Regions from separate parts of the Homo sapiens genome. Here region 2 is linked to region 1. A link is a loop called in an ENCODE intact Hi-C map of the cell type or tissue named here. Cell type or tissue: transverse colon. All regions are shown on one strand.

Region 1 (4,000 bases):
CAGAGGCATTAAAGGGGTGAGAGAGAACACATAAGGGAGCAAGAGGTTGTCCAAACTTGCATTTATAAGGAACTCACTTTCATGATAAACCCACCCCCATGATAATCACATTAATCTATTTATGAGGGCAGAAGCCTCATAACCCAATCACCTCTTAAAGGTCCCACCTCTCAATACATTTGCACAGAGGATTAAGTTTCCAACACTTAAGCTTTGGGAGACACATTCAAACCATAGCAAAAATGTCATATATTTTATCCTATTTTCAACACAAGTCCCTTTCTAAAATAATCTCTTATAAATCATTGAAAATTGATATTTGATTAATAATAATGATATAAACTGGTGAAGAAAGGGATGATGGGAACTTTGTAAAATGTAACTGAGCATGGCACCTTTCCTTAGAAACCACTTGTGTTAAATAACCTCAGGGATACCCTACATTCTGATCACTTTCTTTTTAAAATCTTTATTCTCTTACTCACTGAAAAAAACCCAGATTAATAGCATTTTTTACCAATCTTTGATATAATCTATACTTGTATGTATGTGGATATTTATTCAAATGATAAATACAGCATGTTTCTCACAGTCAATTTGAAGGAGTATGTTGTGATAGAAGTACAGTGTGCCTTGTGTGGAACAAGGTTTATGCAAAGATGCTGCATTAATTGCCTTTATAGCATTTATGTATTATGAGAATTTTATGCTTTATTCAGTTGGAAGTTATTTTTGTATATATTATGTTGATAGAATTTCTTTCTTCAAGAATCTCTTGTTTAAGAGAGCCTCACCTAAAATATCTATCAAATTTAAATCTGTAGTGTTTTTCTTTTTCTATATTGACAATTTTGTGTAAACAATTTTCACTTTCCTGAAAGTTCCCTCTTTTTAGTACAACTGCTTCCCTAGATTGTCTCCACAATGCAGTTCAAGACTGAAAATTTTCTGCTAGAAAGCAAAACCAAACCAAACCAAACCAAACCAAAACAAAAGCTGGTCGTGGTGGTTTATGCCCGTAATCTCAGCACTTTGGGAGGTGGAGGTGGGAGGATCACTTGAGGTCAGGAGTTCGAGACCAGCCTGGCCAACATGGCGAAACGCCATCTCTACCAAAAAATACAAAAATTAGCTGGGTGTGGTGGCGGGTACCTGTAGTCCCAGCTACTCGGGAGGCTGCGGCACAAGAATCACTTGAACCCAGGAGGCAGAGGTTGCAATGAGCCGAAATCACACACTGCATTCCAGCCTGGGTGACAGGGTGAGATTATGTCTCAAAAAAAAAAAAAAAAAAAAAAAGCAAGATGTCTTGTGATATTATTTCTCAGGAGGGAAGGACACACACACACACACACACACACACACACGCATATACATTAACAATTAGAAGGCATTTATACTATGCTTTAAAGTCATCCTGTCACTACATTGGTTTCTAAAGAATATGAATGCTGCAGAGAAAAGTATGGCGTGCATGGACGCTTTTATATATTTTTTCTTTAAAAACGTGGTTATGTCAGGCTCTAATCAAATAAGCGAAAACGGGAATCAGCAGAATACACTGAAAAACTACTTGGTATGTTGCCATGGATTGGTGATATTTCATAGATCTTGGACATTTCAAAGGCAGAGATATTTTGCACCATAGACTAATGTTAATTCACCATAGCAAGGGATGCTGGTGGTTTCAGAACCTGCTGCTTTATTTCCCGTTTTAGCAATTTCCATATGGCTCATATGGTACCTACCAGCAGGCTTTGTCAGGCAGGGCCACTGAGTCACCTGTGGCATTTTGAACATCCTGCTGGGTTTGTATCATAACCAAGAACAATTTCTATTGTTAGCAAATTCTGTGAAAAATTCTCATGAGGTAAATACAGCCCAAAGAGAAGGCTGCTTTGGGATTTCCCTGAGTCAGAGTAAAAAATTGCTAGCAAAAAAATCTTTGGCAGCAGATACTTTTATCCCGCTGTGCAGGAATAGTCTGGGAGAAAATATTACAACAGAGAATATACTGAGGGTGATTTGCTTGATTTGAATCCCTTTGGGAAGGCTACTTTTCTTCATTTTAAATTATTAATTTTAATGTTTAATTTACTTTACTAGAGTAGTACAATCAATGCATGAATTCAATTTATTTCCATGTAAATAAATTAGAACATTACACTTGAAGCAGAATTCTGCTCTGACCATCCACCACAGAGTGATTCTTTATTTTCCTACTCTCCCTCACCCCTACCCATTCCCACAAACCCTCACTAACTATGCTTGAGACTTTTGCTTGTATTCCTGGAGACATATGTTTTTTTAAAAAACCTTTTCACATATAGAAATGGGTTCCCATAGAAAATATATAGTTTTCTATTCTTCTTTAAAGAACATAAATCGTAAGGAAAGAAACATTTGATGTTGATAAAAATGTCTTACAAAATCTCCAGGGTTTAATAAACTAATAATTTCATGGATTTCTTTTCTTTTAAAACTTAGCTACAGTTTTATTGATTGTTCTTTTTCGACAGTAGAGCTCCAAAATATCCTGGTTAATACTTTGTAGATAGTAGAAGAGTGTTCCTAGGGAAAACTTGGCTTTATATCTGTCTCAGTAATTCTTTACTCTGTTTCTAAAGGGAGGGGCCAGTGTGAAGTGGTAGCTGGATACTGTTTTCAGTACTAGAAGGCCTGGGTTGTAATTTCATCTTTGCCACTGCTCTCTTTGTGATCTTTCTACTTTTGACCTCTATGAGATCTACGAGGACTTCCTGTACTGTAAAGTTCTAGGATTCTCTAAAATGCATCAGTATTTTTCCAAGCTGTATAAATTATCTTGGCTGGGGAAAAAGTTTTGTGTCACTATAATGATGGATAGATAGCTCTTGAGTTACAGGATCTGGTGTTAAATTGTCTGGGCTTGAAACTATCTTGTCTGCTTTCAGATGTCTATGACCCGGACATGTGACTTACCCTCTTTTTACGTCAATCTTTTTTATCTAGAAAGAGAGTGACAGTAATACATATCGCTCATAGGCAGCTTATGGGTTAAATGAGGTAATGTATAAAGAACACTCAGAAAAGCAAGTTTTTAATACATCTTAATTCTCATTAAATTTTGCAGGTATCTATTCACTTCCTGGAGCAATAATTTCCTAATCTTCAATTATTTGTTTTAATTGTATATATATATATTTGTAAAGGAATATACTGACTCTGTAGGAGACAAATTATGATAACTGTGGGGTCCTTGAGAGGGAATTCTTTGTATAAGAAGGAGACTAGGGATGAGGCTTCAATTTGGGTTCCAGGAGTGGCATGGAAACTGGTACCCAAATGCATCTTGACCCAGTCATCTTTGCAAAGCTTGTTTACCTTCAGAGAAAGAAAATTGTGTTTGTGAGTTGAAAGGCTATCCTCATTAAAATCTTTTTTTTTTTTTTAATAGAGGCTGCTGGTTGTCTCCAGTATTTAGCCCACCTTGTGTAGTAATAAATTTTTTCCTGGACATGTGGCCTTCTACAATAAACATCACATTTCCAACCCCCTTTGTAGTATAGTGTGGCAAGATGACTACATTTTGAACAACGGGTCTGAACAGAGGTGATGTGTGTAATTGCTACACTTTGTTCTCAAATGCATGTATGGAATGCAAAGGGAATGTATGTGACTTCCCCTTGCCTCTTTTCCCCTTCTTGCTGGCTAGATTATGAATGTCATGGCTGGAACTAGAGGAGTCATCTTGAACTGTGAGATGGAAATCACCTTTTAAGGATGTTTGAGAACAAGATAGAAAAGGCAGTAATAAACTTATCTTGTTTAAGATACTGTAGTTATTTTATTTTATTAGTTAAGCCTATGTCTTAACTAATACAATCTTAATAGTTTGGCGATAAATAAGCCTACGATTGAACCTTCCCCCATTCTTCCCATTCCTAATTGAATATAACCTGCAAGGAGGGAGTATACCTTCTTATTTCCCAATAGATCATTGAGTTTGGAGGGCATGGAG
Region 2 (4,000 bases), 150 kb before region 1:
AGGTGCAGCCAGGGCTGCGCAATCTATGGAGACAGTGGGGACCAGGAACAGGTGATCCCAGTGGCAGCCCTGCACCCTACTGAGTTGGCGGAGTGGGAGCCTGTGCTCCCAGGCACAGCTGCAGCCTCACAGCTGTGACTCCAGACCTGGGCATCCCTGTGCTCTCTGGGCCCGGGAGATCCCTGCCCCTGCAGGCTCAGAAGTGCCTCCTCCTACTTCCTGGCCTCTCCCCACTCTTGGCACATGCTCCAGTGCAGAGCAAAGTTGTAGACAAGTCTGGGCACTGTTGTGACCCAGCTAGGTGTGCGTGTGCTCAGGGCAGCGCTGACATGACAGCCAGTCCCCACCATCGCCTTGGCTTCCTCTGAAACACTGGATGCTGATGAGCTCAGGGAGGGAGGCTGGGGTAGGGGTGGTGAGGGCAGGCCTGTGTGCGCCCCTCAGCACAGACAGCCTGGGCACCGCGGATAGCATATTGATGGCAGCAGGAGGCAGACAGGTTCCTAGGTGGGGAAGGGAAGGTCCCTGGTGAAACCCCACATTCAAGCCAGGGACAGCCTGAAGCCTGGGGGCCAGGCTGCCAGTTTCAGGTGGAGTCCATGACCCGGCGTGAGAACTACGTTGACACCTTTTAGGCAACGGGATGATGCTTTTTCCAGGCCCACCTATGGCTACCCATGGACCAATCAGCATGGACTTCCTCCATTCTGAGCACATAAAAATCCCTGACTTAGCCAGACTGACACACTCGTGGGGGCAACCTGCCTGCAGAAAGAAGCTATCCACTTCAGTTCTCCTGAGAGCTGTTCTGTTGCTCAATAAAGCTCCGCTCCACCTTGCTCACCCTTCAGTTGTCAGTAACATCATTCTTCCTGGACGTGGGACAAGATCAAACAGTAGGAGCAAAAGGAGCTGTAACACGTTTCTGGCAGGCTCACTGAGCTACAGGCAGTGACACACTCCTGGACTGTGGGAGTGAAGAATGGCAACCCTTCTGGGGGCCCAGACTTTGGGGTTCCCCAAGCCAGAACTGCTGTAACATTATAGCACTCTCGCCCTCTGTTGGCACTGGGTGGCTGCTCCACGTAATGGACTGAGCCAGCCCATGTAGTGGTGGGACTGGGCTAGCCCAGGTGCTGCTGGCCAGAGCAGGGTGGCAGGACTGAAGGAGCTGCAACACAAACGGGCTGAAATAAGCCCACTTGTGCTCTACACTGTGGGTGGCGAGAAGGAGAGAAGAGCTGTGGCCCTTTTGCAGGTCCAGACCTTGGGTTTCCTGAGTCTGGGCTGTGACACACTGTAACACCCTCTTTGGGGTTCTGTGGTTCCTGGCATCTCCAAGTTTTGGGCACCACCTCATTCCCCAGTGCCCTCAGCGGAAGCCACTTGTGGTACACCTGGTTCAACTGCAGCCTTGCACAGAGGCAGCACCTGTGTCAGCACCTGGAGCTGCCTGCTCTGCTGCAGCTGGCATGCCTGGCTGTGCACAGTGGCTGGACCTTGCACTTGCTTACTCACACACCCGTTGCTGCTCCACACCTGGCTCACCCTTGGCAGTCATGGGATCCATGCCAGTAGTGCTAGCTGAGTGCAACCTGCTGGGCTGAGTGAAAAGAATGAGCCCAGCAGGCATGAGCAAAACTCAAGCAGAGGAGCCGCTGGCCACAGAGGTTTCCAGATAGTGAAGCAACACCCTAAGGATCCTGTGACAATAATGGTATTTGATGGAAACTTTTGTTTGATAAACTTAGTGTGAAGTTTTGTGATTAAAAGTTATTGTTTAAAGTCACTGCTAACTCTACTTTCCTCTGTGATTTTGGTGGAATAAAAATAAATAAGGACAGAAAAATAAAGCTTTATTTTTAACAAAACTGTGGAACAGTCACTGCCAAATAGAATAAAATATACATGAAATTGAGGGAAGATACTTAGGAGTTAAACCATTACAGATGCTTGTAAGTTTGTGGCCTTTCCCCTCTAAGTTTTGTATTATGTTGCATTGGCCTGTGTGTCTGTTTTTGTACCAGTGCCATGTTGTTTTGGTTGCTGTAGCCTTATATTATAGTTTGAAGTCTGGTAATGTGATGATTGCAGCTTTGTTCTCTTTGCTTAGGATTGTTTTGATTATTTGGACTACTTTTTGGTTCCATATGAATTTTAGAAAAGGTTTTTCTAATTCTTTGAAGAATGGCATTGGTAGTTTGATAGAAACAGCATTGAATCTGTAGATTGCTTTGGGCAGCATGACTATTTTAATGATATTGATCCTGTAATCCATAAGCATGGAATGTTTTTTCATTTATTTTTGTCACCTCTGATTTCTTTCAGCAGTGTTTTATAGTTCTCCTATAGAGGACTTTCACCATCTTGGTTAGCTGTATTCCTAAGTATCTCATTTTCTTTGTGGCTATTGCAAATGGGATTGTGTTCTGGATTTGACTGTTAACCGGGATATTATTGCTGTATAGAAATACTACTGATTTTTGTACATTGATTTTATATCCTGAAATGTTACTGAAGTCATTTATCAGTTCTAGTAGCCTTTAGGCAGAGTCTTTAGGGTTTTCTGGGTATGGAATCATATCATCAGTGAAGAGAGATAGTTTGACTTCTTCTTTTCCTATTTGTATGACTCTTATTTCTTTCTCTTGCCTGATGGCTCTGGCTAGGGCTTCTAGCACTATTTTTAATAGGAGTGGTGATAATGGGCATCACTGGCAAAAACAGGACTAGGATCAAGGATTTTTGATTCTCTGGTCATGCATCTCTCCTATGCTTTAGGAACCCGCTAATTTTAATAGGTAAGATTCAGAGCTGAAAATGAAAATTTATACACAGAATATATGCTGCTTTGTTTTTTCAAGTGCTACCCTGGACCATTCTTCTAAGTGAGTTTAATGGTAGATACAAAATATAGAGCTCCACATTTTTAGTTTTTTTAGTTAGTTTTGGTGTAAATGACTTTAATAAATCAAATGTTGCATCAAGGTAACTTATAAAATCAAAGGATTTTGTTTCTCTCTTGCACTATAATCACAAGGATAATCTGATGATCAGAGTTTTTTAAAAAATGATGCCCAATACCCTACAGAGAACATGCATTAGATATGCTATGTGACTCAATGCATAGCCTCATGTAAAGATAAACAGAAGTTTCAGAGGCATTACAATTCAGGCAGATATGTTGTCCGGACCACTGTGTTTATTTATTTAATCAGCAAGTGGCTCCATTCACTTAGATCAAAAGACAGGTTGGCATCATTTGGACTATACTATTAGTAGGGATTATATTTGACAACATGCTGATGAGCATTTTGATTTTATTGTAAAATGAGAGGAAGGAGGTTACATACATATTTTATATAAAATATAATTAATAGGTCAATCAATCCAGAGGTCATTTATTGCTTTTATGTTATTAAATAAGTATGTTTTATAGTTAACTTGCACTTAAATATTCCATTTTAAAGTTTTTCTTGATGGAAATTCAGATACATTTATTTCCTGTTCTTATTTTTGTTTTCTTAGTAAATTAAGTAGCTGCTCATTGAATTTGATTCTAACTTTCTATTAGAAACTTGTTCGATGCCTGTAATCCTAGCACTTTGGGAGGAAGAGGCGGGTGGATCACCTGAGGTCAGGTGTTTGACACCAGCCTGTCTAACATGGTGAAACCCTGTCTGTACTAAAAATACAAAAGAAAAAAAAATAGCTGAATGTGGTAGCAGGGCCTGTAATCCCAGCTACTCAGGAGGCTGAGGCGGGAAAGTTGCTTGGACCCAGGAGGTGGTGGTTGCAGTGAGCCAAGATCATGCCACTGTTCTCCAGCCTGGGTGACAGAGTGAGATTCTGTGTAAAAAAAAAAAAAAAAAAAAAAGAAAGAAAAAAGAAAGAAAGAAACCTGTTCTTCTGTTCTTTCCCATAGCTAAGAGTTCTTTCTAATATTACTTAGCCCACCTCAAGTTTTGATTCTACTGTTTTATCACATTTAAATCCATGT

Evidence for each region. Hi-C counts contacts between places; a loop is a spot of excess contacts. Peaks named below come from ENCODE experiments on the same cell type or tissue, not always from the same donor. Only the 100,000 strongest peaks of a DNase experiment are listed, where the experiment ranks them.
Region 2: it touches region 1 in a loop (7-fold over the local background); 1 of 110 quality-filtered maps calls a loop at or near these places.

What each region holds. Positions count from the first base shown.
Region 1 is chr5:120,515,148-120,519,147 of GRCh38, forward strand. All of the region lies in intron 1 of PRR16 (proline rich 16), which reads left to right. Among named protein-coding and RNA genes, the nearest start is that of PRR16, 53 kb to the left of the region's middle. In transverse colon, no CTCF peak of the experiment used is centred here; no DNase peak of the experiment used is centred here.
Region 2 is chr5:120,368,020-120,372,019 of GRCh38, forward strand. No RefSeq gene overlaps it. Among named protein-coding and RNA genes, the nearest start is that of PRR16, 94 kb to the right of the region's middle. RefSeq lists an enhancer at 952-1,452. In transverse colon, no CTCF peak of the experiment used is centred here; a DNase peak (open chromatin) is centred at 1,532; H3K27ac peaks cover 417 bases.